Regions from separate parts of the Homo sapiens genome. Here all the other regions are linked to region 1. The links are chromatin loops, found by intact Hi-C in ENCODE. Cell type or tissue: endothelial cell of umbilical vein. All regions are shown on one strand. Each heading gives the region's core, and the rest is flanking DNA. Links, peaks and the distances in the headings are about the cores only.

Region 1 (5,182 bases), core at 531-4,530:
GCCCACAACAACTTAGCAGGTTGGTGCCCTGTGCTCCTCATCTGAGGAATGGAAACAAGGAGATGGTTCACCCTCCCAAGTGTCAGGATGTGGATGTCCCAGTGACTGGCATTCTATAAAAGCAAAAAGGACAGGTGGAGACACAGAAGTCCGCTCTGGAAATCCATCAACAAATGTCCTCAGAGTTGAGGAACTGCAGACAGCTGCAGCACAAAGGAGCCAAAGGCCACTGTCTTTCTCTCTCAAAATCCACCCGCACCAAGGACCCTCTTGGCTTTCTAAATGATTGAAGGCAAGCAACTGTGGTCTCATTTCTGGGGTGCCTGGATGACCTCTTGCACAGACACAGGGGATTCTGTGGAGAAAAATGCCAACCCCTGCTCCATCATTTCTAGGTGCACGACCTCTCTGGGTACCAACTTTTCGTGGCTTAGGATCAAATGAGAAAACACGTGCACAGCACCTGGCACAGTGCATGGCACATAGCAGGCACACGAAAACATTAGCTGTTAGGAACCGCACGTTTAATATTCAAAGTCAACCCTCCATACATCTCACCAGCTCTTACCATTGCCCCCTAGAGCTGAGAAATCTGAATAGAAGGGCTTGCATTGGACTGGGGCTATTCAGCCTTAGAAATCCAACTCCAGGTAATCGTTTAAAGGAGCCCATTTTCCTATTCAAGTAGAGTGAAAAGAACTCCACCTCAGTCCCCAAGCCACTCAGGACCTCTCATAAGGCTGGCAAAGGGAAGATTCCAGTCTGAGAGCACTGGCCACCTAACTCTATTCCCAGAAAGTGGAGTCCGGCCCAGAGCTCCCTGGAAGTTGAGGTAACAAGACCCAACAAAAATATCCTGTATTCTCTTCACCACCTGTCTCCGCAAGCGAGTAATAAGACAAAGTATTAAAGAGAGACATCACCAGTAATCAGAATGTGGTAACTAAATGAGTCTTTTGTCTTCCACTTACAATGTGCAAGCTGGTCCGGTTCCTCAGCCTCTCTGAACCTGCTTCCTCAACTGTTTAAAGAGAAAAGCAACCTCTACCTCCTGGGGCTGGTCAAAGGATGAAATGAGAGAATTCTGTTCAGCGGTGTCTAGGACATTAGCTGCTGCTTTTAGTTCAAGAAGCCCAGTGCAGCCTATGCCGGAATAAGCATTACTTGCTCCAAAAGAACACTCTGTACAGCAAAGGCAGCCCTTTCCTAGACCACAGACCACACCACTCCAACATGGGCCACAGGTTGGGAGCAAACACTTACTCCACCAGAGGCTTCCTGAAATCTTACAAGCAAATGGAGTGAAAGTAGAAACTGAGACCCAAACAGCTTCTGAAAAGTGGATGCCCGGCTGGAAGTGGTGAGGGACGTTCCCCCACGAAAAAACTTGGACTTGGCAATCATTGCTTTGGACTTCGCAATGTAAATTGCCACTTTTGATGACTTGGGGATTCTAGAATGTTCCGGTCGCTCACTGATTCACAAATATAAGGTCTGGGGTGACCTAAACCTGCATGGTGTGTTCCAAGAGCCCCCAAAGCGTTCCAAGAGCTGGTGACTTTCGGCTCACGTAACTAACCTGGGCCTCAGTTTCCCTCCAGACCCTAACGAAGGAGATAACGGTTGTTGCCTCTACAGGGAAGCTGCGAGGCTAAACGGGGATGGCGCGCTAAGGCGCTCCCTAGACACAGCACGGAGCTCCCCGCGCGCGGTTCCCATTCGCTCCCGGAGAGAAGGGCGGCGCGCGGGCTCACACAAAAGCCCAGGACCTTCCTCCGCTGCAACTGTAGAAAAAGCAACTGGAACGCGAGCTGGGGCAGCGGCCGGGCCGGGGGCTCCTCCCGCAGGCGCCCAGGAGCCGCTCGGCCCGTGGCCCGGCCGGGGAGCAGGCGCCCCGCGGGAGCGCTGAGGCCCCGCTGTGCCGAACCGGGCGGGGGCGGAGGAGGCGGAAGCGGGGGCGGCCGGAGCGCGGTGGGGATGTTTAAAGGAAATTTACAATCATTTCCTCTCTGTGGTTTGGTGACAAATCAACAACATCCTGTTCTTTTGTGAGGCTCCGGGCGCCTGCGAGGCGGAGGCAGCGCTCCGGCTCTTAAAGGGACACACACAGGGCCCCTCTCCCAACGGTTCCCTGCGGCTCCCCCCCAAAAAAATACAGCTTCCTCAAGGCGTCACCTCCGGGGGCGCGCGGCCGGAATGCGGGGGCTGTGGCCGGAGCCGCCGCCAGGCCACGACCTGGATCGCGTCCCTCACCACCCCCCACCCCGCCCGACGGGAGGAGACGGCCGCGGCGGCGGCGCACCAATCTGAAGGACGTCCCGGCCCGGGGCCATGTCCCGCCGAGGGGGTGGGCAGGGGGCGGAGGGGCGTCCTCCCGAGGGTTCCCGTCCCTCCCCCCAACCCCAGGGCAGCTCCGCCGGGCTTCGGACCTCCGGGTAGTTATCCCCCTCCCCCAATCCCCTGGCCTCGAGTTTTGCAGTCCCAAAACTCTGGATTTATGGTTAAAATGTCGACGTACGCACAGGAGGTTTATAAAATGCCAAAGCAGAGACTTCCCGAGCTGTAGAAGTAATGAGAATCAGATGGTCGGGACCAGGAAAAAAAAAAAAAAAAAAAAAAACTACTCAACTGGCCTCCTGGGATTTCGTTCATTCAGTCATTTAATGAGTATGTTTTACTAAGTGCTGGTCACTACTCTAAGCCCCCGCACCGCAGGAACAACACAGATACGGTTCCTGCCCACAGGGGGCTTAGATTCTCAAAAATGAATGAACAGGATTATTTCACATCTACAAGTGCTATGAGTTTTTTAATGGGTCACATTCTAGAACAGCGGCTTTCTGTAGGGACACCTCTCTGAGGGGTCTGACCTGAGGCATCCAAGGATGAAAAGGCAAGGGTGCTAGGAAGAACTGGGTTGGAAAGGTCCAAACATTATTATCAGGAAAGAGCTCAGAAGTCTCATCCCAAAGACCGAGTGAAGGGCAGCCCCAGGGCTGCATTTTCCCCTTGAATACAAGCCTTGATAAGGGGCTTGGGTCCTTCTGCTCTTGCTATATCGCCTGAGCCTTTCCTTTCATCTCTCGGCCTCACAGCTTCCTATAAGGAAAATGAGACACTGAACTAGATACAGTACTTCTCAACCTAGGTGCAAATGAGAATTCCCAGGGAGGCTTTCAAAAACACTGACACCCCTGACCCCACCTCAGACAAAGGGAATGAGGATCTTTGGTAATGGGGCCTAGGCACTGGCATTTCTGTAAGACTTCAAAAGTGAGTTTAGTGTACAACCAGGGTTAAGAGCCACTGACTTAGGGCCGGGCGCGGTGGCTCACGCCTGTAATCCCAGCACTTTGGGAGGCCGAGGCGGGCGGATCAGTTGAGGTCAGGAGTTTGAGACCAGCCTGACCAACATGGAGAAACCCCGTCTCTACTAAAAATACAAAATTAGCCGGGCGTGGTGGCGTGCACCTGTAATCCCAGCTGCTCAGGAGGCTGAGGCTGGAGAATCACTTGAACCCGGCAGGTGGAGGTTGCGGTGAGCTGAGATGGCGCCATTGCGTTGCAGCCTGGGCAACAAGAGCAAAACTCTGTTTCAAAAAAAAAAAAAAAAGAGCCACTGACCTAGATGATATTTAAAGTTTGGGTTTAAAATGCAGTAAGGTGGCTGGGCGCAGTGGCTCACGCCTGTTAATCCCAGCACTTTGGGAGGCCGAGGCAGGCAGATCATGAGGTCAGGAGATGGAGACCATCTCCTGGCCAACATGGCGAAACTCCGTCTCTACTAAAATACAAAAAATTAGCCGGGCGTGGTGGCACCGCCTGTAGTCCCAGCTACTTGGGAGGCTGAGGCAGTGGAATCCCTTGAACCCAGGAGGCAGAGGTTGCAGTGAGCCGAGATCGCGCCACTGCACTCCAGCCTGGTGACAGAGCAAGACTCCATCTCAAAATAAAATAAAATAAAATAAAATAAAGTGCAGTAAGAAGGCCAGGCGCGCTGGCTCACACCTGTAATCCTAGCACTTTGGGAGGCCAAGATGGGCAGATCACCTGAGGTCAGGAGTTTGAAACCAGCCTGGCCAACCAGCCTGGCCAACATGGTGAAACCCTGTATCTACTAAAAATACAAAAAAAAGTTTAGCCAGGCATGGTGGCAGGCGCCTGTAATCTCACCTACTTGGGAGGCTGAGGCAGGAGAATTGTTTGAACCTGGGAGGCGGAGGTTGCAGTGAGCCGAGATCGTGCCCCTGCACTCCAGCCTGGGCGACAGAGGGAGACTCTGTCTCAAAAAAATAAATAAAAATAAAGTGCAGGAAGAGCTATTTCAATTCAGGGCATAATCATCCACGTTCATTGAGTGCTTAGCAGCTGCTATATAATACCCTAAGTAAGCTACATATGTATTTTATCTAATTTAAGTTACAAAGAAAAACCTTACCAACTTAGATATTATTATTATTCCTATTTACAGATGAGGAAACTGGGTACAGGGATGACACAAAATATGGTCAAGGGCACACAGGTATTAAGTGGTCTTGTCTGTATCCTGTAAGCTGAAATGCCATTCCAGTGGCAAGGAACAAATTTCTACCTAATGGGGTTGTTAATAAGGCAGAGTAGCTACCCAGAGAAGAGCATGGGGTGCTATAAGCCCAGGTTGCTCATACATCTTGGACAGAGGCAGCGGACTGGCCTAGATGCCCAGAGTTCAGGTCTTAAAAGAGAGATTGTAACTCAAAGAAAACAGACTTTTATGTTTCTTGGTGCTAATCCTCTCGGTCGTTTTCAGAGATGATTCCCATAAATTGTTAAAGGTATGCCTTGGCCAGACAGAGGAAACATTTGGCAAGGTGAGGAGGAAAAGGAACTCCCTGTGTACCCCAGTAATAACCAGGATAGGATACACTCCCCCACCCTCCTCACTCTCCCTTCTAGGGCCCACCCCATGCCCTTTTCACCTTTGACCACCTTCCCATTTGTGCAGTTCCCTGAGGGAGGACCCAGGGAGAGTATAAGCATGAGCTGGGACAGGTTCCCCAGGAAAGTAAAAGATCTGAGAAACCAAAGATAAGAAGAAAAGGAAGATGATGCATTCCTACAGTGTGGCACTGTGCTGCTGTTAATAATAAGAGAGCTGATAGACCAGAAAGATGCTTGTAATATACAAGGTGCAGAATAGAGT
Region 2 (5,182 bases), core at 453-4,452, 150 kb after region 1:
ATGTGCCATCCACAGAGGGCAGGCTCCCAGTAGTGCCCCAGCTGGAGTCCATGACACTAGCAAAGTTCTTAGAAGGAATATCTGGCACGTAGCATCACTATTGAGAAAGCAGAGGGACTTGCCTCCTCAACCCCTGCAGGAGGTCCTGGCATTCCAACTGGACATCATCACTTCTGCTGATTTCTGCCCAGGAGGGGTCACCACCCCTCCCCCAATGCCCAACTGGCTGCAGGCGGAGCCCTGGGGGTTCACCCACCTCTCAGGAGCAAAAGGCCAAAGCAATGTGGTAAAGCTTCGCTGTACTGTTAACAATTTGAAACGGAGAAGAAAGAAAACCACAAGAACAACCCTTTGACCATCTACACACACCTCACAGTGTCTTGAAATCTACTTCATTGCTCATTTTGAAAGAACTAAAAATGAGGGTCCTCGCAGAGAAGTAAAACACCCCTGACTTGAGAAGACACTAACACAGAGGGGATTTTCTTTTTGCTTTTTATGTTTGCCTTCAATTGCACTTGAATCCAGATAAACACAAAGTCCCGTTGACACCCTCTTCCCCAGTTCCAGTCCCTTTCTGGAGGTGACCATGGTCAGTGTTTATCTTTCCAAATCTGTCTCTATGTATGTACCTACCTATATGTGTACAGATAAAAATAATTTTTGCGGCAGCATAAAAACATATTCTCCATAATAGCCTGAAGCTTGCATTTCTTTTTTCTTTTTCTTTTTTTTTGAGACAGAGTCTCACTTTGTCACCCAGGCTGGAGTGCAGTGGCACGATCTTGGCTCACTGCAAGCTCCGTCTCCCAGATCCAAGAGATTCTCATGCCTCAGTCTCCCGAGTATCTGGGATAAGAGGCGCGCACCACCATGCCTGGCTAATTTTTGTATTTTTAGTAGAGACAGGGTTTCGCCATGTTGGCCAGGCTGGTCTTGAATTCCTGACCTCAGGTGATCCACCCGCCTTGGCCTCCCAAAGTGCTGGGATTACAGGCATGAGCCACCGCACCCAGCCCTGAAACTTGCATTTCTTACACATAAATATATCTTGGAAATCTTTCCATATTAGCAGTGTGGTGGCATTGGAATGCATCCATTTGGGAAGGCTGGATTCTGTCTTCCCTGTATATGGCCAGTTAGGGGGGACCAAGAGACGTTTAGGCTGAGATTTGGATATCCTGTATTGCTGCTCATTTGACGGCTGCAGCTGCTCCACCTGCCCTGTGTCCTCCTTCAGCAGCTCCATCTCCTGCGCCAGGTGTGTGTTTGGCTTTGTGATGAAGGAAGAGGTCAGCTGCTCCCGCAGGACACTTGTACCAACAAGTTGGAGGTGGAGAGAGACTCCTGTGGATCTTGTGGGCTCCTGCTGGTTCTCACTCTTCCCTACTTACATCCCTCTTCTCTTCCTGCCGTGTGGATGCCAAGCTCCAGTGTCAGATGAGAAGGTAACAGCCTTCCCAAGACAGTTTAGCCAGCTCCCCGATTGCTTAAAGTCAAATCCCCATCTCTCTCTCTCTCTGTCTCCCTCTCTCTCTTCCTCTCCGTCTCTCTCTCTCTTTCTCTCTCTCTCTCTCTCTCACACACACACACACACTGTACCTCCTAGTGGTTCTACTGCTCTAATTGAACTGTTGAGAATACATAATGATACTTCATTCTTTATTCTTTTTAACCACCATGAAAATGGCAATGTGATTTAGCCTCTCTCCTATATGAGACCTTTGGGAAGGTCCACTTTGTTCCTCTAACAAACCATGCTATAATAAGCACTCTTGTTCATATTTGTTTGTTTTTTAAACCATATCTATAATTAGTTCTCCAGAAAAATTAAGCTGATGATTCAAAAAGTTTGCATATCTTACATTTTAGGAAGTAGGTCCAAATTGTAGGAAGGCTGCCTGGAACCAATGTAGATAGGGAGCATTGATGCAGTGGTTTTAGTCTCTTCCCCCAACAAGGATAGAGAAACATTTGACAACAATCAATTAGTCAAGATAAGCACTTTCCTTGGGTTCAGCAGTATACTTGGCACTAACACGTACCCAACATAGGAATTCCCAGACTGTACAGTATGCTCAAAAAAGTCTAAGGGACACAGAGAGTGTAGTAGGTTGAATCATCAATCTCAATACTTCACTGCCCTGTTGCAGCAGTATCACACATCCATACCTTTGCCATGGTCATGGGAGGGCAAAGTGTGCCATTCACCCTTGAATTGGGGCTTGGCCTTGTGACTTGTGTTAAATGCTAATTACAGATTTCAGATGTGAAGTGAGCTGAAACTTGAAATATGATTGTGCAGTTGGGCTTGCCCTACTTTTTGGCCATGAATAGAATATGCCTCAGGTGGCCGGGCGCAGTGGCCCACTCCTGTAATCCCAGAACTTTGGGAGGCCGAGGCGGGTGGATCACCTGAGGTCAGGAGTTCGAGACCAGCCTGGCCAACATGGTGAAACCCTGTCTTTACAAAAATACAAAAATTAGCCAGGCATGGTGGCATGCGCCTGCAATCCCTGCACTCCAGCGTGGGTGACAGAGCAAGACTCCGTCTCAAAAACTGAAAAATAAAAAGAATATGCCTCAGGTATCTGCTGATCCAAGGGGGATGAAAGACATGTGGTACAGACCTCAACTCAGCCACAACCTGGAGCCAAGACCCACAGATGCTAGCAGAGAGCAGCGGAGCCCCAGCTGGCCTAGAGACAGATCAGAATCACACATTGCATTTAGTCATCATATCTCTTCAGTCTCCTTCAATGTGAAACAGTTCCTTAGCCTTCATGGCCTTGACACTTTTGAAGATCACAGGTCAGTTTCTCATGGAATGTCTTTCAACTTAGTCCTCATGACTCAATCCTGGTTATGCATCTTTGGCAAGAATATCAGAGAAGTGATGCTGTGTTCTTCCCACATCCTATTAGCGCATTTCCTGCCTTGCTTTCCATTTGTCCCATTGCTGATGACGTTCACTTTGATCACTTGATTAAGGTGATGTCTGCCAGACTTCTTCACTGAAAAGTTACCCTTTTCCCCCTTGAAATTAATAGATGCTTTCTGGAGAGACTATCTGAAACTATGTAAATATTTATTTATTTATATTAGTGTGGAGTCATGGTTTCCTAAATCAGTCAATGGGTTATAACCATTACTACCATAATTTATTTTGGTGTTTAAATTGTCCCAGCTTTGCTTAATAGAAGCCCCTTCAAGTTGGCTTCTGTGTTGACATATCCTCATCATTTTTTTTTAGCACTTTTTTGCTTTCTGACACAACAGGATCTTCTAGGCTTTTCTTACACTTTCTATGCCTTAATATGGGAATCAGTCATTTCTGCAAGGAGCCCTAGTTCCTGCTATTGGAAAATGGTATTTAGAAGATCTGGGTGCTGGATGTGTTCATTGCTAGTGAGGTGTGTCACTCTTCCCAGGCCCTCAGAGCTAGTGAACATTGCTATCTCGTTTTATTTATTCATCCATCTACCTATGTGTTGAAAGCCATGAGTTCTGATATAGATCTCAATTCCAACACGACATTACAGGGTTCACTTAGGTTCTGTTCCTCTCCGTGATTGTAACTCCCTTCTCTGACTCTGAGAAATCTGGCTCCCATTATTCCTAATATATGTACTTTTTGATGACTTTCCCTGCTGTCACCCATCTGCCATCATCATCCTTTGCCCTGGACACGCTTCTCACCTTCTGACTCTCTGTGCCCAGCTGCCCTCTTGCGTGGACACCCTCTTCATCTCTCTAACACCCATATGGGGATGTTCCTCTATCTGCATGGACTCTGATCCTTCATGCCAGGCCTTTCCTCTGTGTAGACAACTTCTTCCCTCTCTATAGACTATGATACCCGCCGCCAGGCCTCTCCTCCCCATGCACACTCTCCTCTCCCACCCAGGTTCTGTCTTCCCACACGAGGGCATGCCCTTTCACCACGTGGATACGTCCCTCACCTTTCAAAGGCTCTGACATCCTCCTCCTCAGATGCCTTCTCCTCCCTGTCTACTCCCCATGCCAGGCAGTCTTTCTACATAGACACCCTCCTTACCCCACTCAGGCTCCGACACCCCATTCTGGACTACAGCAGTCTCTCCCAGGTGTACTAGGTGCCTGCCTTGCTTTGTCCTAATGGTTTTTAGAACAATCTGGTCAGAATGGGATGGGAAAGCACAGGAAAGGAAGTAAAAAAGAGGGGAGAGAGCCAGGCTGCTAAGTGAAGAACAGACTGTAGGGAGGCAGGAGGAGAAGGAAGACCAGGTGAGAGGCTATCACAGCAGTCCCATTGAGATGATGGTGACTCAGGTGGTGAGAAGTGGTCAATATTCCAGGTATATTCTAAAAGTAAAGTCAGTAAGAAATACTGATAAAAACACTTGGGAATTCAACCCAAGGACCATTTTTTTGTTGTTGTTTTGCTTAGTTTGCTTAGTCATGGCTCAAGTGGGTTGCAAATAGAAACCCACTCTAGGCCGGGCACGTTGGCTTACGCCTGCAATCCCAGCACTTTGGGAGGCCGAGGCGGGTGGATCACTTGAGCTCAGGAGTTCGAGACCAGCCTGGCCAACATGGTGAAACCCCATCTCTACTAAAAATACAAAAATTAGCCAGGTGCAGTGGTGCATGCTTGTAATCCCATCTACTCGGAAGGCTGAGGCAGGAGAATTGCTTGAACACAGGAGGCGGAGGTTGCAGTGAGCCGAGATCACGCCACTGCACTCCAGCCTGGGTGACAGAGTGAGACTCCATCTCAAAAAAAAAAAAAAAAAATGAAAAAAAAGAAACCCACTCTAACTTAAACAAAGAGGATAAGAGGATGAATTTGTAAGGATTCAGGTGTAGCTCTCAAGCTCTCAGAACCCAAAGGCAGGAGGAGCAGCTGGGTCTCACAAAGAGTAAGAACCAGTACCCAGAGAGGCGCCCGGTGCCGGGGCAGGCGTCCTTCCTCTATCTGACTCCGGCCACATGGTCGCTCGTCAGTGCTGCTGCCGCACACCTGCTCTATTCTTCTCCCTGGCAGACCTCTTTCCTCTGTTCCCCATGCACACAGCAGAAAATGGTGATGATGACCCACAGCTCCTGTCTTACCTATTCCTGTTCAAAAGACCAATGGGAACCAAAGAGTCTGATTCCTAGTTCCAAGTTCTCAGGAAAGAGGTTCTGAGTGGTCCAGCGT
Region 3 (5,182 bases), core at 376-4,375, 59 kb after region 1:
CCTTCCTGGGCTGCCCTGATATTCTCTTTGCTGTCCTTATTTCCTTTGCTGTCTTTTCCTTTGCTGTCCTTATTTCAATTTGCAATTATATCACACATGTGCTCATTACTTTATTTGCTATCTGTCTTTTCCCCTTCAAAGGCAGTTTTATTTTTATTTGCTTATTTTTTATTTATTTATTTATTTTTGAGATGGTGTCTTGCTCTGTCACCCAGGCTGGCATCTGCTCACTGCAACCTCTGCCTCCTGGGTTCAAGCGATTCTCCTGCCTCAGCCTCCTGAGTAGCTAGGATTACAGGCGCCCACCACCACGCCCAGCTAATTTTTGTATTTTTAGTAGAGACGGGGTTTCACCATTGTGGCCAGGCTGGCTTAGAACTCCTGACCTCAAATGATCCGCCCACCTCGGCCTCCCAAAATTCTGGGATTACAGGCGTGAACCACTGAATCAAAGGCAGTTTTATTCACTGCTCTATCTGCAGGTTCTAGACACTACCTAGTTATCCATATTGGTTATCACTATATTGACTATCAGTACTTTTTTCTTTTCTTTTAATGAATGAACCCCTCCCCCACTGATAGACATTTACATTGCTTCCACATTTTTTTGATCACAGCCACTGTGGCAGACACCTTGGTTGATAGCTATCCTTCATTTTTTATTGCTGCCCCACGTTTGTTCTGGAGTTCACCCCCTTCCCATGTGACTCAGGGAAGAATAACCCTATTCACGTCTCCAGCTGTAAAACCCAGAGGAGTCTTATCAAATGTGACTGTACCAGGTGTTGGCATGTGATGCAGTGCAGGCCGATGGGAGGTGAGGGGAAATCTAGGGGGACTTCTGGGAAGTTTCTTTGTTTTATTTTGTTTTTTTTTGAGATGGAGTTTTGCACTTGTTGCCCCAGGCTGGAGTGCAATGGGGCGATCTCGGCTCACCGCAACCTCTGCCTCCTGGGTTTAAGCAATTCTCCTGCCTCAGCCTCCCAAGTAGCTGGGATTACAGATGCACACGATCACGCCCGACTAATTTTGTATTTTTAGTAGAGATGGGGTTTCTCCATGTTAGTCAGGCTGGTCTCAAACTTTCGACCTCAGGTGATCCACCCACCTCAGCTTCCCAAAGTGCTGGTATTACAGGCATGAGCCGCCACGCTGGGTGAGCTGGTTTATGACTGGCAGCCAAAGGCTTCCTAACTTACAGAGCTAGTACATTTTTCTATTTCTTTACAAGGCTGGTGTTTAGAATTATCATAGGGTTGGGAAGGTCATAACTCATTGAATTGTATATATTAAATATGCACAGCTTTTTATATGTCAATCATACCTCAATAAAGTTATTGGGAAAAAATTCACCTTGACTATAAGTACAATAAGTCACTATTTTTTGTTGTTGTTTTTTAGAGACAGGGTCTCACTCTGTCACCAGGTTGGGGTGCAGTGGCACAATCATAGCTCACTGCAGCCTCAAACTCCTGAGCTCAAACAGTCCTCTCACCTCAGCCTCCGGAGTAGCTAGGAATACAGGTGTGTGACACCACACCCGGCTAATTTTTTTTTTTTTTTTTTGAGATGGAGTCTTGCTCTGTTGCCCAGGCTGGAGTGCAGTGGTGCAGTCTTGGCTCACTGCAACCTCCACCTCCTGGGTTCAATCGATTCTCCTGCCTCAGCCTCCCAAGTAGCTGTGATTACAGGTACCTGCCACCACACCTGGCTAATTTTTTTTTTTTTTTTGAGATGGAGTCTTGCTCTGTTGCCCAGGCTGGAGTGCAATGGCGTGATCTTGGCTCACCAGAACCTCTGCCTCCCAGGTTCAAGCGATTCACCTGTCTCAGCCTCCCGAGTAGCTGGGACTACAGGCGTGAGCCACCATGCTTGGCCCTAATTTTTTTTTAATTGATTTTTTACATTGCTATGTTGCCCAGGCTAATAAGTCACCATTAAAAACCCTTCCTGAGATTTTCCTTGGAACTAATGTCACAAAGACATGTTTTAAATGGCTCAATGACTATTTTGTAGACAACCATATTCAGCTCTATATGGTCATCTGCAGCATTCAGAGGGTTTGGCTACTAGACTGCCCATAGGTAGTGGCTATTCCCCTCGCCAACCCCTGACACAGGTAGAAGAAATGGAAGAGGAGTTCTAGGGTTTTTCAAAGTGTGTTCTATTAGTTCTTTTAACAACCCCCTTTTTCTCAAAGGCAAGGGGGAGGGCACAGAGCTTCAACTTCTAAAATCTTCCAAAGTGGATCACATGGAATGTTGTCTCTAAAATCAAAATCATATTTTCCTTGTAACTCCAGGAAGGAGGGGGAAGTCAGATCTTAAACAGGTCTCAAATTAGAAACAGTCCCCCCTCCCTCCATGTTATACAGCCCAAGTCTTTCTCTTGTGGACTTTCAGACTGGAGCCCTGCCAAAAATGTAAGCAAGAATTTGGCCCATTGTTACTTTAAATATCCTGTGTCGCAGGCCATCTAGGAATGTCTAAGTATGGGAATTTTCCTTTTGAGGTCTGGGATGTAGATATAAATAAACCATTTGTTGGATTCTGTCTCCATCCTGCCTCTCCTAGCTTCAGTGGCCATGAATAAGGCAGCCTTGTAAATAACGGTTACCAGCCCACTCCGTGGGGGAGGCCGGAAGCGGAATCCATTAGGATCATTTCCCTTTACTCTTTAACAATAACTTATCCAGGCCAGGCGAGCTGGGGAGTAGCTATTTCCAAGGCTGCCCCACACGTCTCTTGAAAATGCAGTCTGGGAGATCATGGTTTAACCTGATTCATCCTGGCCCTTCTGCCTCCATGTTAAAGTTTGAAGAGCTCATATTTCTGGTAGACTGAATAAGAAGAAAGCTTTATTTCCATCTGCCTTACCACCTCTTCCCCAAAAAGGATCTGCTGAAGTTAGCAGATGACACAGATGACCTGGTGGAGGCAGTTTATAGCTGTCTCTCACCTTCTAGCTCTGACTTCCCCAAGTTTCTCTGACCTTGGGATAAGAAAAAACCCAACAACCTGCAAGCACTGCTTTGACACTAAAGGAGCCTCCCCACGTCTCAGTTTCCCCATCTGGAAAATGGGGGTAATAATGACCTCTCTCACACGGACTCTTGTCAGAGGTCAGTGAGAGTCTGTGTATAGCATTTACCATGAGGTAAGAACTCAATAAAGGAAAGAAAACATAGAGCTGAGGGAGAAGGAGGAGAAGAGGGAGACAGAAATAGAGAAACGGAGGGCAGACGGGGAGAACCACAGTGATATGTGGGGTGGGGACAAATTGAGAGCACAGATCTAGAGAGACACAGGAAGGCAGAGGCTGAGATGATATGAGAAGCTCTCGAGGGGAAAAGGAGGGACAAAAGTGGCTTTCTCTCTTGCATAGAGTTGATAAAGCTCCCCAGAGTCCCCACTGCCTGCTGATAAAGGGTCAGGGAAGCTCCACAGCTGAAAAAGGAAAAATTATAACTCAGATCCTCTTATAGTTAGCAGAGATCCAAACAAGAGCAGAGGTAGTGCCTGCTAACTGGCCTTCCCCGAGGGCCTTACAGCTGGTCAACCAGGTCAAGGTCAACCAGGTCAACTAACCTTGACTGAGGGCCCAGTATGTACCAGGCACAGGCCTGGGCTCAGGCTATGTAAGGAGCAAGACCATCATGGAGGGTGCATACATTCTAGAGTGAAGGAGGCAGACAAGAAGCAGGTACGTAAGAAATAGATGGTCAGGATAATTTTAAAGAGTAAAAAATGCTGCAGGGAAATTAAGTCCGGTAACAAGGTAGCAAATGATGCAGGTAGTGGTCAGGGAAGGCCTCTCTTAGAAGGTGATGTTTGAGCTGAAACCTGGTTTGAAATTTGGGGGTCTGAGCCTCCACTGTGGTTTTACCTAGCAGGCTTCCCGGACTTAGTCCTTACATGCACATGCACACCGTAAAAAAGAGACCAAAGAAAAATCTGCAAGAATTGCTCAAATAACACAAGACGGGGATGAACTGGATCTACAGGTCTAGAGTTATTCAGAACTAAAGACGCCTGTCACACGGCTTAAGCAAGAGCAGGAAGGGGCTGCCAGGCCTCTGGGAAGACCTCCCTGGGGAGGGAGCAGGCAGACAAATGGCCCGGATAGAGATCCCCCGCTACGTGATGTTTTCCTTCCTAAAGATAGCGCCCAGCTCACTGAATCACCCGGGCTTCCTCTAACAGCGGAGAAACTTCACACTTCCCAGCCCTGCAGGCCCCCAACCCACCTCTGCCTTTGCCAGGGACTACAGGACCGTGATCTACATACAAAGAAAAGCCCAGGGATGGGGGTTTCAAGGGGAGCCAGGGGAAGAGTTCCAGGCAGGAAGCCTCTCCTTGACCCAGGAATACAAACCGGGTTGGAACTGCTGCCTTCAGGTCAAAGCTGCCAAAACAAAGTTAAAGGTGTAAAAACAAAGTGAGAAGGTCACACAGCTATGGGCCTCTCTCTCTGGAACCCAGGGGTGGGGGTGAGGCGTGTGTGTGAGAAAGACTTGACTAAAAAGCACTTTTCAACCATTTTAACCGCAGATGTCCCTCCACTGCGATGAAAGAGCGTGAGAAGGGTGGGTGCCCAGCATTCGGCGGCTGCTTTCATTCATTCCGTAAACGCGTATTTTTACGCGTTTTAACCGAGCCGAAGTCTCGGTTTCTCTCCCAGCCTGCTTTTCCTACAGCTTTCCTCATCTAAGATTCAATTTACCTGGTAGCTCAGGCCAAAAATCTTGGGCTCATTCTTGGCTTCTTTCTTTATTTCCTACCGTACATCTGATCCAGCAGCAAAATCGTATTGAAAATTTTTTTTTTTTTTTTTTTTTTGAGACAGAGTCTCGCTCTGTTGCCCAGGCTGGAGTACGGTGGCACGATCTCGGCTCACGGCACGCTCCACCTCCCGGGTTCACGCCATTCTCCTGCCTCAGCCTCCCGAGTAGCTGGGACTACAGGGGCCCGCCGCCACGCCCGGCTAATTTTTTGTGTTTTTAGTAGAGATGGGGTTTCACCGTGTTAGCCAGGATGGTCTCGATCTCCTGACCTCGTGATCTGCCCACCTCGGCCTCCCAAAGTGCTGGGATTACAGGCATGAGCCACCGTGCCCGGCCGTGTATTGAAAATTAAAGGTGTACATTCAAATGATTGGATCTGTTCTCACCACCTCTGCCAAA
Region 4 (5,182 bases), core at 390-4,389, 120 kb before region 1:
CGTGTAAGGACAGCTATGCAGTTGGGGAGCCACAGAAGGCTTCAGGGAGGGGGTGAAATGTGAGCAGGGTTCTCAGGCTGTTAAGAGTTTTCAGAGATGGAGATAGCAAATAGGGAGGTTGGAGAAAAATGCATTTCAGAAATGAGAAATCCTTAGTCAAGGATGCAGGGGCAGGAAAGCTTTGCATACATAAAGCAATAGCTCCTCTGACTTATCTACAGCTCAGGGTATATGCAGGTGAGAGCTCACAATCAGTCACTTAGTGGAGAGCCTTAAGTGACAGACCAAGGAGCCTGGCTACTATGTGGTAGATAATAGGGAATTACTAAAGGTAACTGAGCAGTGGACTGAGACGATCAACGCTGCCTTAAGAATACAGAGCTGTCTGGGCCGGGCGCGGTGGCTCACGCCTGTAATCCCAACACTTTGGGAGACCGAGGTAGGCGGATCATGAGGTCAGGAGATCGAGACCATCCTGGCTAACACGGTGAAACCCAGTCTCTACTAAAAATACAAAAAATTAGCTGGATGTGGCCTGGCGGGGTGGCTCACACCTCTAATCCCAGCACTTTGGGAGGCCGAGACGGGTAGAACACCAGGTCAGGAGGTGGAGACCATCATGGCTAACATGGTGAAACCCCGTCTCTACTAAAAATACCAAAAAATTAGCCAGGCGTGGTGGTGGGCACCTACAGTCCCAGCTACTCGGGAAGCTGAGGCGGGAGAATGGCGTGAACCTGGGAGGCGGGACTTGCAGTGAGCCAAGATCATGCCATTGCACTCCAGCCTGGGAGGCGGAGCTTGCAGTGAGCCAAGATCATGCCACTGCACTCCAGCCTGGGCAACAGAGCGAGACTCCATCTCAAAAAAAAAAAAAAAAACTAGCTGGGCATGGTGGCGGGCACCTGTAGTCCTAGCTACTTGGGAGGCTGAGGCAGGAGAATTGCCTGAACCCAAGAGGCAGAGGTTGCAGTGAGCTGAGATCGCACCACTGCACTCCAGCCTGGGAGACAGAGTGAGACTCTGCCATCTCAAAAAAAAAAAAAAAAGAATACAGAGCTGTCAAGAGTTGGAGGAAAGAGAATGAAGGAGAGGGTGACAGCCCAGGCACTAAGATGTAAGGGACTGGAAGTGCAATTGGAGCTATAGGAATGGACAGAGAGAGGCTGATGGAGACAGGGTTGGGCATCCTTGGCAAGAACTGATGTCAGGGAACAGGGAGGAAGGAGTTAATGATGGATGCTTCTAAGGTTACAAGGATGAGGAGGTGGGGAAAGGCAAGGTTTAGGCCTGAAGTAGAATATGTCAGTTGGAAATATGGATCTGGATTTCAGAAAGAGAGAGAGTAATATCAATAGTTGACCTTTGTTGTTAGAACTAGAAGAATTTTTTTTTCAGAGACAGGGTCTTGCTATGTTGCCCAGTCTGGCCTCAAACTCCTGGGTTCAAGCAATCCTTCTGCTCCAGAGTTACAAGTCACTGGGCTATAGGCACACACCAGAGTTGGAAGGGATTTTAAAGATCCCCTAGACTACTGCTTCTCAAACTTTAAAAGTGTGCATATGAATGTCACTTCAATAAAAAATGTAATAAATTCCCCCCAAAAAAGTATGTCCATCATTGGGGATCTTCTAAAAATGCAGATTCTCATTCAGGAGGTATGGGATGGGGTCTGAGATACTGCATTTCTAACAATTCTCAGGCATGCTGAGGCTGCGGTCCAGAGACCACACTTTAAAGAGTAAAGGACCAGACCAGTATTTCCCCAAGTATAACGTGGATGTGTCTGAGAGCACATATGAGGATTTTAGGTGATTCATAGACATTCTATTTAAAGATCTATTCGCTATTTGCTTATAATAGTGATGTGAAGTTTTCTTTAAATGCATTTAAGTATTAAAAAGTTAATTTGAAGAAATATTAAATAACAATGGAGGAGGCAGGCAATGGTGGCAGAAATTGGGCAGGTGGCCTGCAATTAGTAAAGTCTGGGGCATGCTTGTAGGAAGCTTCTGGGGGTACTTGTAGGAAGAGGGGAAAAATTTTACCCTACTCAGGGTAAAATCCAGTTTAGAGTAAGTAGTGGTGATGCAAGAGGAAAAAATGCTGCTTGATGGAACAAGGTGACTAACAGAGAAGGTGACTGAGCATTTCCGGAGCCTATGAGCATTTCCGGAGCTGTGAGCCCAGCACTGTATTGTAGTGTCATTTACTCTTCATGACTCTATAGATATGTATGTTACCATGATCCTAATGAGGACACTGTGGCTCAGAGAGGTCACCCTAGGTCGCACACCCTGAGCATATGTAAGTATCACAGCCAAGACTTGAATCCAAGTCTGTGTGACTCCAGAGCTGCACGCTTAACTTTTCTCTCAATTACCCTATTCAGCAGGCTGGAGACTTGTACAAAATTCTCTTTTCAATGCTGCTGCTGCTATTTTTCTACTAAGGCAGCTCGGTGTAGCTTTTTTTTTGTTTTTTGTTTTGTTTTGTTTTGTTTTGTTTTTTAAGACAGAATCTTGCTCTATCACCCAGGCTGGAATGCAGTGGCACGATCTCAGCTCATTGCAACCTCCGCCTCCCAGGTTCAAGCGATTCTTGTGCCTCAGCCTCCCGAGTAGCTGGGATTACAGACATGCACCACCACGCCCAGCTGATTTTTGTATTTTTAGTAGAGATGAGGTTTTGCCATGTTGGCCAGGCTGGTTTTGAACTCCTGGCCTCAGGAGATCCACCTGCCTCAATCTCCCAAAGTGCTGGGATTACAGGTGTGAGGTACTGTGTCAGCAAGAATTGTGTGAATGTCACAATTCAGCAAGAATGTCAGCAAGAATTGTGTGAATGTCACAAGAATTGTGTGAATGTGTCAGCAAGAATTGTGTGAACGTCAGCAAGAATTGTGTGAATTCAAATTCATTGAATTCTGTTTTGTAAATCAGGTATTATCATTCTCATTTTCTTTCTTTTTTCTTTTTTTTGAAATGGAGTCTCGCTCTGTCACCCAGGCTGGAGTGCAGTGGCGCGATCTCAGCTCACTGCAAGCTCTGCCTCCTGGGTTCACGCCATTCTCCTGCCTCAGCCTCCCAAGTAGCTGAGACTACAGGCGCCCGCCACCACGCCCGGCTAATTTTTTTCTATTTTTAGTAGAGACGGGGTCTCACTGTGTTAGCCAGGATGGTCTCAATCTCCGGACCTCATGATCTGCCCTCCTTGGCCTCCCAAAGTGCTGGGATTACAGGCGTGAGCCACCGTGCCCGGCCTATCATTCCCATTTTCAAGATGACAAACTGAGGCTTACCAGAGTTACACAATCAGGATTCAACACTTGGGTCTCTCTGACTCCAGGTTCAAGGCTTTTCCAACAAGCCCACCCCAACCCCGCTCCTCTTTGTGTGTTACCGTTGCTAATAATCAGACTTTCCTCCCCAGGCTGGAGTGACTTCCTACCATTTGCCAAACACATGCCCCCCACCTTGCTCTCTGCCCTGGTGGACAGATGACACCGTTTAAACCAATTCAGAGTTTAACCTATAATCTTGGTGTCAGTTGGTGGCTAATAGCTGCCTTGTAAGTTTAATAGGTGCACCAGATCTCCGGCAGGTGCAGACAAACCACAAAGAAACCCACTCTGAATCTCTGCATGCTGGAACTGTCCCTAGATTACAAACCAAACTGCATGTAGCGGTGCCATCAGGCAAGTCTCTTAAGTTTTGTCAGGAATGCTACAAAGACTTTTTAAAAAACCAACCTTTGTTTCAGATGTTACTAAAAGGAAAGGTACTGTAAATAACTCTCACATGGGGCTGATCAATTGCCCTTCTAAACCAAGATCTATTCATACAGCATTGTAACCAAAACCTGAAATACTGTTATTTTGCAAGGAGAGGGCATTCTAGAAGCAAGGATTTAAGTGTCAGACAAATAAGATTTACTCCAGATTCTAGTCAAAATCCCCTTTAATTTATGTTAAACATAGTATTTTAAGCATCACTAATTTTCCCTTCAAACAGGACTTCCATCTAGAAGCCAGGCCTTCTGACTTCCCTTTCCCGTCAATTCCCACAGTTCCCCTCCCTTTCCAGGCTTCCAGGCTACTTTACACAAATGCTTTCATCTCCATCAGTGGCTTTCCTGTTCAATGCATCATGACATTAGCATGGTTTTTCCCATCATTTTCCATCTGGACCCCACTCACCTAACAAAGTTTGCTCATCACTCATAGGCACACAGAGTCTGCAGGAGTGAGAGTAACAGGGCATCATGAAGGGACTGGCCAGGACACAGAAAACCCAAATCCTACCACAAATCAGCCACCCTTCCCCATGAGGCCCCAAGGGAAAGGGGTGCAAGGAGGACAGAGCAAGGCAAAGTAACACCTTATTATTGGCTGGTTGGCCTCTGGCTCTGAGTAGAACCCCAGCAACACTGGCTGGCTTGCGAGCTCCCTCACTGGAGCTAGCGAGGCTTGAGTGCCCCAAGGGGTTTTCTTGAATGCCCACCCCCAGACCCAAATCTGTGCCTCCACCCAGAGCCAGCCACCACAACACACCAGCAAGAAGAACAAGCAAGACAAATGGGGCGACGGACCCAATGCCTAGAACGGAGTAAACCTAGGCCACTCTCCCAGTCCTCTCCAGCCAGAGGAGGGTAAGGGTGGACCCTGGAGAGAATGAATGGGAATGAATGAACAGACAGACAACATGACAAGTGGGCAAAAAAAGAACTGTCAGGCCTTCTTCAATGGGGCAGGCCTCAGTCCAAGTTATTTCTCAGCCTCCTGGGAAGGAGGGCAGACAGAGCAAAAATAGGCCCCATCTCTTACTCTCAGAAGCAGAGAGTGAGGAGACAGCAGGAGAGAGGTCCCTGGAGGGAACAGGAGTCCAGTGCTTAGGGGTCTGGCCACACAAAAGCAGAGTGAGAAAGGCCCCACAAGTCTGCGCATCCAAGGCCGTGGAGCCGAATGCTCCATCCACCTCCCCCAGCCTCCTCAACACAGGCGCACATTCTCACCTGCACCTGTGGGCTGTGGCAACACTTCCTCAATTCCACACCTAGAAGTGGCCAGCTGGGAAGTTAAGGTGCTGAGACGGACCTCCGACTCGTTCTCCTAGAGAACCATGTCACATAGCCGTCTATGCTTCTAAACCTCATTTTTTTGGTTTTATTTTTATCTTTTTCA
Region 5 (5,182 bases), core at 606-4,605, 160 kb after region 1:
CACTTAAGGGAATGTTCCTCTTGACTGATTTGTCCTGGTCGTGCTGGATTTGGGGTCACCACATGAGGCATCATAAAATATTGACATATTTAATTCCATCCATGAACCAGGAACATTTTGCTCCTGAGAAATGTCTGTCTGATAGAAAAAAAAGAATCTGCATCTCAAAAAAGATAAATACATAAATATTTTAAAATATGAAATGATTTAAAAATTTTTAAATCAACATAAGCTTACCTATCTAAGGAGAACATTGAACTTGACAGCCAAAGGACATCTAGCCAGCATGTAGTAAATCTGTAGAAGAAAAAAATCCGGCGGGGCACAGTGGCTCGCACCTGTAATCCCAGCACTTCGGGAGTCTGAGGCGGGAGGATTGCTCAAGCCCAGGAGCTTGAGACCAGCCTGGGTAACATGGCAAGACCCCATCTCTACAAAATCAAAAACTTAGCTGCACGTGGTGGCATGTACCTGTGGTCCTGAGGTGGGGGGACCGCTTGAGCCCCAGGAGGTTGAGGCTGCCGCTCCCTGTGTTCATGCCACTGCACTCCAGCCTGTGTGATAGAGCAAGACTCTGTCTCAAAAAATAATAATAATAAAAATAATTTAGAATTGAAAGAATTATCTCTCTCTCTTTTTTTTTTTCTTTTGAGATGAAGTCTCACTCTGTCACCCAGACCAGAGTGCAGTGCCACCACCTCGGCTCACTGCAACTTCCGCCTCCCAGGTTCAAGCAATTCTCCTGCCTCAGCCTCCTGAGTAGCTGGGACTACAGGTACCCACCACCACACCCGGCAAATTTTTCTATTTTCAATAGAGACGGGATTTCATCGTGTTGGCCAAGATGGTCTTGAACTCCCGACCTCAGATGATCCACCCACCTCAGCCTCCCAAAGTGCTGGGATTACAGGGGTGAGCCACCACACCTGGCCTGAATTATCTCTAATTCATCAATGTCTACCATGAGCTTCTTTGTTAGCCCAGTTCATTTTGATTTATTCAATAACTTAAGCTCTTTAAGCTTCAGTTTCCCTGTCCACCCTACAGGCATGTCATCCAGAGAGGCTCAGAATGGCATGTGTGTGTATGTATACAAGCCACCCAGTGGGTAGCAGTGGGGTGGGGGCTTCCACCAGGTATAGCCTTAAATAAAGAAGCTGCACTTTCTATGCATACTGAGAGTGGTGGGAACAAAAGTTACAGCTCTACTATAAATAAACGGAGGTGTTTCTTTTTGTTAAATAATGATGCTACCTCTCTACGGAACACAATGAGCGAATCCAGAGAGGGCTCAGTCTGTCTACCTGTCTCCTGGGAATAAAGGATTTCTCCTATAAATCACTAATTGCTCACTTTAAGAGAGTATTTTATTTATTTATTTGAGACAAGGTCTGGCTCTATCACCACTGAAGTGCAGTGGTGTGATCTTGGCTCACTGCAACCTCTGCCTCCTGGGCTCAAATGATCCTCCCACGTCAGCCTCCTGAGTAGCTGGGACTATAGGCATGCATCACCACACCCAGCTAACTTTTTACACTTTTTGTAAAGACAGGATTTTGCCATGTTGCCCAGGCTGGTCTCGAACTCATGAGCTCAAGTTAATCTGCCTGCCTCGGCCTCTCAAAGTGCTGGGATTACAGGAGTGAGCCACTGTGCCTGGCGAATAGTTTAAATTCTGAACAAACTGCCAAAGGACAGGTTGGTGGCTTCACTGTGCCAGTGGCTGTGGTTTTGCCTAGGGCCTAATGCATGGGCACTGGAATCAGAAGGCCCGGGGTGCAAATGCTGCTGCCACCATGCCCCAACTTTGTGACCTGGAGCTGCTAACTTCCTCTCCCTGAGGCCAAGTGCACACCTGTAAAATGAGGACAACACTCAGCCCTACCTCACAGAGCCCTTGGGAGGTAGCAAGTAAGGCTGAAGAAGTACTAAGTACAGGGTTTTGTACCTATGCACAGTAATTATTTTTCCTCATCAGCAAGTGAGGGCCAGTTGCGGTAGCTCCTGACTGTAATCCCAGCATTTTGAGAGGCTGAGGCCAAAGGGTTGCTTGAGGCCAGAAGTTCAAGACCAGCCTGGGCAACATAGGGAGACCTTGTCATTATAAAATAAATAAAAAGAAAGTTTTTTTGAAAAGTGAGGATTATTACTATTACTATTTCCATATCTCTCTGCTGCATTGTAAGACATGTGACTATCGAGTGATTGATTTTCTTTTTAAACAGCAGAACTCTTATGTCTGTAAAAGTGAATGCCATTCATTCATGGTCATCTCCAACGGGACTGAGCTGGACATAAGGAGCACTGAATTACAACAGCGCCTGTGCCCCGTCCCCCTGGGACTGCACTAAGCGAGGCTAGGAAGGACACTGTGCACTTTCTCTCGCTTTATCTTCAGGGTCCAGCACAAGGCCCAAGAACACAGTAGGGACTACATTCATGCTTTCCCAGTGGCACCTTGCCCTTGTTGGCAATGTTTTCTGGCCTTCAGATTCTGAGCCATCAGCTCTGGCATAACCTCAGTGGTGACAAGCCTTCAACTTTATTTCTGGAAACCGTAGGCCATTTGGAGCTCAGACGGCAAATAAGGTGAGGAGGAGTTTGTCCAATGATGGTGAGTGAGACCATTTTTGGTCAAAAGTGCAAGGAAGCAGTTCAGCGTGCAGGCCCTGTGAATGGGGGTGCCCCGCGGGGCAGAGAATACGCGAGTGCAAGTAAACGTCTGGAAACAGCGTGCACGCCTTGGTGGTCAGCAGGTCAGCTGGCTGGAGGTGAGGACTGATTTGTCTCTTTAAGTCTGTGGCCTTAACTCTGGGCCTTAACTCTGGGGCTTCCAAGTCACAGTGGTGGAAAATTCTGATTGTTTCATTTTAAAGGACAAAATAATAATTTGTCCTTAGATGATGTGTATGTGGTGCGATTTTCTATTAAAAAGAAGGAGTATATATGGACTATCTCAGGAAGGATATGATGGAAACCGGTAACAGGGCCTGCCTCTGGGGTGGCAGTGGGGGAGGGGGCTGGGGACAAAGGTTCCGGGGGCCATGTATTTTTCTCATACCGCATTGTGTACCTTTTAGATTTTATACTATTTGCATGCTATTGCCTATTAAACAATTATGAGCAACAGAGCAGGAAAAGCAGGAGGAAGCAGCAGCATTCCTTTCCTGTATAATAAATATTTAACCTAAGTTTTCTCTCTAAAAAAAAAAAAAGTAAACCATAAAAGGATTAACAGGAAGCGAATGACCCCATTGGGCCTGTTAGCACATCCCAGGGTTGCTCTCCCAGCCTGACAAAAAAGAAGTACGTTTCGCTTCCCCAAACTATGTAGGCTTGTGGTTGAAGACAATAAATACCCTTACCCTAGACCCCCATGGATAATTTGCAATAATCAACTTTACAAATAATAATCCTGTAAATTACATTTTGAAAGAAAGGGCTCAATCCATCAGCTCCTACACTCCTCCCTTTGTTGCCAGTTCACTGCTCAGACACCTCCCCTTAAGGGCGAGAGGGACAAAGAAGGGTTAGAATCCAGCTTTTTCATCACCTCCTCCATGAAGGCTGAGCTCTAAGACCACAACCCGTGACTGAAGCGAGGGTTTTGGATCATTTGTAATTGTTCTTGGACGACCCACGATTTTTTGTTTGCTAACACTAGTCCTGGGAGGAAATGAATTAGCTTTAACTGAGGACAGGTAGGAGGCCCAAATTCCTTCCACTGTAGATTTTACATTCTAAATGAATGACTGTGTGACAGGCTCTGGGGAGGAACCAGGGACAGTCACTTTTGTCTCTGACATGCCCAGTATCCTTTCCTCTGCCTTCAGGAACAGCTCCCAGGGTTGGTTTGGGATCCACCCTGCCACCCTCAAGGTGAGGCTCCAAAACACAGCCATGGGGAGGAACACACGTCCTAGCCTAAGCCAATCACTGTTCCAGATTCCCTGGGCCACGGGGCTTAGATCAGGAAAGGAAAAATGGCCCCAGGGGAGCCAATGGGCCACAGAGGCCTTTCCTGGGAATGCAGAGCCAGAGACGGGCACTCTCTCTGGCTAGACTTCGATCCTGAGGCTGAGGGGCTGCTGGTGCCACCCCATCTTGTCTTCACAAGGAGTCTACGGCGAGAAGAGAGGGAAGAGAGAGTCCAGGGTTGATGTGTGTCCTCTTTGGGCCCTGAATCCCTTCCATTCTCATCCCCACCCCCAGGCATCCTTGTATATGATCCAATAAATTGCTTCTTTTTTCTTTTTTTCTTTTCTCTTTTGTTTTTTTTTGAGACAGAGTCTCACACTGTTGCCCAGGCTGGAGTGCAGTGGTGCAGTCTCGGCCTACTGCAACCTCTGCCTCCCGGGATCAATCCATTCTCCTGCCTCAGCCTCCCGAGTAGCTGGGATTACAGGCGCCCACCACCATGTCTGGCTAATTTTTTCTATTTTTAGTAGAGACAGGGTTTTCACTATGTTGGCAAGGCAGGTCTCGAACTCCTGACCTTGTGATCCACCCACCTCAGCCTCCCAAAGTGCTGGGATTACAGGCGTGAGCCACTGCGCCCAGCCAAACTGCTTCGTTATTAAGCCAGAGTGGGCATGGGCTTTTCTGGGTCTTATAACCAAAATGGTCCTGTGTGACATACTAGTGTGCAAACTCTCGGAGACTGAAGCTTGAATCAAAAGCTGGAAAAGCAGTGGGACCCACTTTGACCAGTGAGCATCTTTGAATTAAACCCTGGACTATTCCATCAAAGTTACCATGGCCTATATTCTGTTACCTTTCTTCTCTTGGGAACGTGGGAATAGCAGAGGGAAAAAGCCTGAAATGTACGTTAATAGTAGGCCATTTAACGGAGGTTTACCCGCCATCTTACTACTGGTAGCCCACTCCCTCCCACTAAAAGGGCATTTTTTGCCCAGCCCCAGGGCTTAGAGTTCAGAGCTGCCTCACAATTTCACTGAAGAGCAGGACATTCTCTTACTGGGAATCACAGAGTCCTCTGAAAGCACAGGCCCTTATAAGTAAGGAATGAGCCTGAAGATAACACAGGGTTAATAATCTGCTTGTCAACACTTTGAAACTCTCTCTCAAAGTCAGTTCGCAGGCAGCAGAGCTAGCTGATGAAACCCTGAATCAGAGTCCTCATATGGGATATTTCCTCCCCTCTGAGCTCCAAACTACCATT
Region 6 (5,182 bases), core at 800-4,799, 70 kb before region 1:
CAGGTGTCCTGTGTCACATCCCCTTTGGGACAGGAAGTGTCCTATGTCACTGTTTTCTCCTCTTGTTCTGATATCAAAGGCTTGACCAGGGAGTTCCTGAGAGAAGATCAGGGGGCTTGGGTTCAGTTACCCACCACCTGCTAGAACAGCGACTTGGCCCCACTGCCAAGTAGGGAACAACACACCCTTTATTAAATAACAACATAATACATAATGCTCACTCCATCCGGTCATTTCAGCTCAGGGATCAGCTTTAAAGTCTCACCAGGGTGGGACAAGCAGAATGGGCTTCATGAGAGGCAGGAGATTTGTGGATGCAAATTCTTTGGATTCCGTGGGTTTGATAGTGGGGCAGTTTCTTGACTGTTCTATCCCTTCCCAAGAAGACTCCAAACAGAAACTGTACCCAACTGGTATCCATGACAGTAATTGCAACTCAAATTGGTGAGAAAGTCACTTAACAGCCAGAAAACGCAGGAGTGATTCCCAGCTCCTCTCCTTCACCAGCCTGGAGCTCCGTAGGTTATTTATCCTCTTGGAGCCATAGTTCCATTTGCTATGAATGGTGGTTAATACCTTTTAATATAGATAAGTGAGCATATTGTAAGGAACATATTATATATCATGCAAACATTTGTTATAACTTTGGGCTCCAAGTACCATAAAACTGTGATAGGATTCAGGAAACCACTCCCTTGAATGGATCAACAGCAGGAACTGAGAGAGTGACAGAATGGGCTTGCCAAGAGATTACAGACCTGACTGAAGAGACAGCACATGAACATCTGCCGACAGTTCATCACAGACTCAGTCAAGGATATAAAACTTGGTGGGGCCAGGTGGGTACGCAGAATAGGGGCAGATGCTGTGGATCTTTTTCTTGTCTGCCATGGGCGGGCCCTGGCATTCAAAAGTTGAGTAGTTGATATGGTGACATTCTTCCCCCAAGGGTCCTATTGGATTAAGACTGCTAAAGTTTTGTACCTAACAGCCTGCCCCCACCCCCCGCCATATATGTGCATACCTGCTGACCGTCTGCAGGGAATGTTCAGTAGACCTACCAGCTCCCCACCTGTCAGCTCCTTCACATCCTTTGTGTCTGAGTTCAGATGGGCCTCCCCATTCTGCTTCTCTACTACAGCATCCTCACCATTCCCTCCATAGCGGGTTCCCAGTGGATGGCCACATGTTCCTGTTTTACATCTTGGCGGTCTCTTCCCATGGACCATAAACCGCAAAAGGGCAGGGCCTTGTTTGTTGTGTTTACCCAGTGCGTGGCCATGAACTGCTCAACAAATGTTTATCGACTGAACATACAGATGGATGGATGAATGAGTGAACAAATGAACTGATCAAAGGAAGGACTAAAGAGAGGGAAGAATTGCTTCTCAACACTGGGAGATATACATTCAGTAAAAGTAGCAGTATTCTGGTGGAAAAATTTGAGGCTAAACTTCAGGATTATGAATCCATGGTTTTATTAATACCTGTTTGGAGAAAATGACAGAGAACTCTTAACCAATTCATCTGTCCTGGTGGTTTGTGCAACTTAAACATTGCCTTCTTAAGTCTTTGGAGGGGACCATGGAGCTGACCAGTCTCCCAAGATGACCTTGTGTGGCCCCAGGCAAGGCTGGACAGGCAAGCGTCTCTACCGCCACTTGAAACCTTTAACCCAACTCCAACGGGGCTGGAAGGGCCTAGAATCTTGAGAGTAGCTCCCCTGGGAATGAGCTCACAGAATTACTATTCCCCTCGACTGCAAGAGCCAAACCGCTGAGTATGCACCATCCAAACTCAAGGCTGTAGCTCACTGGGCAAAAGGGAGGTCATGGTGCAGAATGCTGGATGCCGCAGCCCCTGGAGAGGGGATAAAAAAAATCAACCCCAAACACAGCTAAGCTTTGAGGGACGTGATGGGTACACCTGAGGCTTTGCTGCCCAGCCTTAAGAAAATGTTTATGAAGAAAACCAGAGGGGAAAGAAAGAGGGGGGAGGTCGATGATTAAAAATACAACTAGAGCCACAGGAGAGGAAATGTCTCCGCTATGACTCCCAGCAGGTCACTATTGTGGATGAGAAGTAATACCACTTGAAAAGCGCCAAACAGGAAGGAATGGCGTGAGGGGGGAAATGAGAGCTCGGACTAGGCCAAAAAAAATTTTTTTGTTTAAAAACAAATGTCCTTTCGAGCAAAACTGTTCTATAGGGAGATACCTCATCACAAGTTTCTCTCTCTGTTTTAGAGCATTTTCTTCCCTGGTGTGCGTTCTTTTTGACTTTGGCAGGGAGGAGCAGGCCCTCTCTGCTTCTCTCCCCCTTTCTTTTTCCTGTTTTCTCTTTGGCCACCTCACAGGCTTCCTACACCTTCTGGATTCCAAGAGCATCCTGAGGATATTTACTCGCAGGAAGCTAGGCAAGGAGGGAATTGACACAGTCATTAGGTGACATGAGCCTGCTGACAAGCTGCCAGCTCAGCCTACTGGATATATAACTGAAAAGCCAGCGTTTCACTCAAACTAGGTCACCTCCAAGCGCTGTGGATGTCAGCGGGGAGTTCACCACAGACCGAGAACTGAGGAGCCAAGAGGTTAGTGGTTTCCCCTGGGGACAAGCGGAGGTCACACAAGGGGAAGACAAAGACAAACAGGGGAATTTGTGAGAATGGACAAAGCGGAAGACTGGGAGTGAGGCATCCATAGGCAAGTGGATTTCTAAAAGCAAGCCGTAGAGATCTGGCCGTTGAGGTCTGAGCAGGCCACGGAAGCATATCCTGTGCCACTTATGTGGCATTTGGCACTCTGTTTTCATGCACTCACTTCTATTTGCTTGCTAAGTATTCTCTCCGTTGAACTACAAAAGTTCCTCCAAATAAAGTGTCAATTCCTTGTGTCTATTAATATTTTGTCGTGTCTTCAATTTCACCAAATACTGAGCCAGACCCAAAGCTGACATTTAATAAATGCCTGATGATTGTGCGATTGTGAAAAAAAAAAAAAAAACAGAGTGAATCTGATGAACACATGGACTACAGAGTGAGTCAAACTTGAGTTTGACAGTTGGCTCCATTTGTTGTTAGCTGTATCCCTTTGAGTAACCTCTCTAAGCTCTGCATGCGTCAGGCTCCTCATTTATAAAGTAAGGATGTCGTATTGCCCATCTCATCTGGTTCTTGTGAGGATTTGGAGAGGAAGTATGTATTATGGGCCTGGCACAAAGTAAAAATTCAATAACTGTGGACTATTATTAAATTTCAGTTACTATGACCACTGTGGTTGATGATAGGCCACTCCCTGGCTTTGGGTTTTCCTGAGAGCCTCCAGGCCTGTCTGGGTTTTGCTCTTAACAGAACACCTGAAAAGTACCCAGCCAGGGTGCCTAAATCTGCCAACCTGGCAGACTTAGGATGAGAGCAGCAACAGGTGCATCGTGTCCAACTGAAGACAGACTCCCTTCTGAATCGGTGATAGGCTGGCAAGATACACCAGTTTTCAGCAAGGCACTTTATGTCATCTGTCACTTCACCCTTGTGGTTAATGACAGAGGAAATCAGATGATAACACAACTAAATGGAATGTTAACGGGTGGAATATCCACATGAGCACTGCTCAGACTGTGCTCTCTACAACATTTATATACAGGTTATCATGGCAGGGAAGGGGAGAGCCTCATGGTCAGTTACGTTTGGAAAATTACATCTAACAACTTCTTCTCAGAGTTTGTGATATGCTCATAAGCATCATGAGCCTTCCAGAAGGGATTACGGTAGACAGCACTATCTAAACATATTTGATTACAGGGCTCTGGTTGGTTTGGGGTTGTTTTGTATAAATTTAAGAGGTACGAGTGCAATGTTGTTACATGGATATATTGTGTAGTGGTTAAGTCTGAGCTTTAGTGTATCCATCACCCAAATAATGGATGTCGTACCCATTAAGTAATTTCTCACTATCCACCCTTTTCTCCTTCCTCACCCTTCTGAGTCTCCAGTGTTGCTCACAGGGCTCTGTTATTGAGTATCCTTCAGGCTGGTATTCTTCAGAATATGCTTTGAACCAGGTGTCGTGGCCAGTGCCTGTAGTCCCAGTTACTCAGGCTGAAGCAGGAGGATCAAGGCCAGCCTGGTCAATATAGCAAGACCATGTCTCAATCAATCAATCAATAGCCTGCCAAAGGTGACCTCAAGAGAGGATATTGAAAAAAAAAAAAAGGAATATGCTTTGAGAAATGCTCATCCATGTTCAAAGGAGATGTGACACCAACCCTGGCAGGAGTAACTGAGGGGCATGTCGTTGGCTCTGTCTTTGACCCTGTCTGGTTCAACATCATTAATTTGCTGGCATGCTGATCAGATTTGAAGATGACCCTAAACTAGGCAGGGAGTCTGAGAGGGGAGATGGTATAATCAGGACAATGGACTAACAAGATACTTTATAGAAATAAATAACAGGAACAGATCCCGCATACATAGTCCAGAAACCACACAAACCATCCAGGATGGTGGAAGATAGTACATGTGAAAAAGACTCATGTAGTACATGTGAAAAAGACTCAATGTAGTACATGTGAAAAAGACTCAGGACTCTGGTGACTGTGGAGAGAGAGAGAACAAAAAGCTGGCAGCCAGGCGCGGTGGCTCACACCTATAATCCCAGCATTTTGGGGGCCAAGGTGGGCAGATCGCTTGAGCTCAGGAGATCTAGACCACCCCGGGCAATGTAATGAGACTTTAACTCTTAAAAAAAAAAAAAATCAAGAACATTAGCCAAGCATGGTAGCATGTACCCGTAGTCCCAGCTACTCGGGAGGCTGAAGCAGGAGGATCACTTGAGCCTGGGAGATGGAGACTGCAGTGAGCCAAGATTTTGCTACTGCACTCCAGCCTGGGTGATTGGGTGATGGAGTGAGACCCTGTCTCAAAAAGAAAGAAGGAAAAAGAAAGCTGGATCTTTGATAAAGGAATCTGAGCCTTTGGATTAAGTCTCACCTGAAGACACTGCTACCCTGCTGCCCCCAGCCCTGTAAATACACCAACGAATTCTGTTTAAATTTTTTTTTTAATCTGCAACATAAACATTCCAAACTGACAGCACTATTAAGTGTACCAAGGTTTCCAAAGCAGATATTACACTTTTAGGAAGAACTGAAAGAAGCCTCGGGTCAAATGAAAGACAGACAGCTT

Evidence for each region. Peaks named below come from ENCODE experiments on the same cell type or tissue, not always from the same donor. Only the 100,000 strongest peaks of a DNase experiment are listed, where the experiment ranks them.
Region 2: a loop joins it to region 1, with 6 times the contacts of the local background. A loop is called at or near these places in 3 of 110 quality-filtered maps.
Region 3: a loop joins it to region 1, with 7 times the contacts of the local background. A loop is called at or near these places in 4 of 110 quality-filtered maps.
Region 4: a loop joins it to region 1, with 5 times the contacts of the local background. A loop is called at or near these places in 2 of 110 quality-filtered maps.
Region 5: a loop joins it to region 1, with 5 times the contacts of the local background. A loop is called at or near these places in 2 of 110 quality-filtered maps.
Region 6: a loop joins it to region 1, with 6 times the contacts of the local background. A loop is called at or near these places in 26 of 110 quality-filtered maps.

What each region holds. Positions count from the first base shown.
Region 1 is chr5:142,353,937-142,359,118 of GRCh38, reverse strand. The region is part of intron 3 of SPRY4-AS1 (SPRY4 antisense RNA 1); the gene reads right to left. Among named protein-coding and RNA genes, the nearest start is that of SPRY4-AS1, 31 kb to the right of the region's middle. RefSeq lists a silencer at 1,769-2,418 and enhancers at 2,456-3,257, 3,258-4,059. In endothelial cell of umbilical vein, for the core only: no CTCF peak of the experiment used is centred there; a DNase peak (open chromatin) is centred at 2,038; H3K4me3 peaks cover 1,152 bases; H3K27ac peaks cover 2,297 bases.
Region 2 is chr5:142,199,344-142,204,525 of GRCh38, reverse strand. No RefSeq gene overlaps it. Among named protein-coding and RNA genes, the nearest start is that of NDFIP1, 93 kb to the right of the region's middle. RefSeq lists an enhancer at 2,219-3,418. In endothelial cell of umbilical vein, for the core only: no CTCF peak of the experiment used is centred there; DNase peaks (open chromatin) are centred at 2,065 and 2,865; H3K27ac peaks cover 3,314 bases.
Region 3 is chr5:142,294,557-142,299,738 of GRCh38, reverse strand. No RefSeq gene overlaps it. Among named protein-coding and RNA genes, the nearest start is that of SPRY4-IT1, 21 kb to the left of the region's middle. In endothelial cell of umbilical vein, for the core only: no CTCF peak of the experiment used is centred there; DNase peaks (open chromatin) are centred at 2,548 and 4,148; H3K27ac peaks cover 2,642 bases.
Region 4 is chr5:142,469,486-142,474,667 of GRCh38, reverse strand. No RefSeq gene overlaps it. Among named protein-coding and RNA genes, the nearest start is that of SPRY4-AS1, 150 kb to the right of the region's middle. RefSeq lists enhancers at 1-168, 2,070-2,364. In endothelial cell of umbilical vein, for the core only: no CTCF peak of the experiment used is centred there; a DNase peak (open chromatin) is centred at 2,177; H3K27ac peaks cover 1,571 bases.
Region 5 is chr5:142,190,514-142,195,695 of GRCh38, reverse strand. It overlaps LOC107986455 (a long non-coding RNA gene), which reads left to right and starts at 2,635. Exons shown (of 3, transcript XR_001742907.3): 1 at 2,635-2,771. In endothelial cell of umbilical vein, for the core only: no CTCF peak of the experiment used is centred there; no DNase peak of the experiment used is centred there; H3K27ac peaks cover 2,075 bases.
Region 6 is chr5:142,423,767-142,428,948 of GRCh38, reverse strand. All of the region lies in intron 3 of SPRY4-AS1 (SPRY4 antisense RNA 1), which reads right to left. Among named protein-coding and RNA genes, the nearest start is that of SPRY4-AS1, 100 kb to the right of the region's middle. In endothelial cell of umbilical vein, for the core only: no CTCF peak of the experiment used is centred there; DNase peaks (open chromatin) are centred at 2,168 and 2,438; H3K27ac peaks cover 2,522 bases.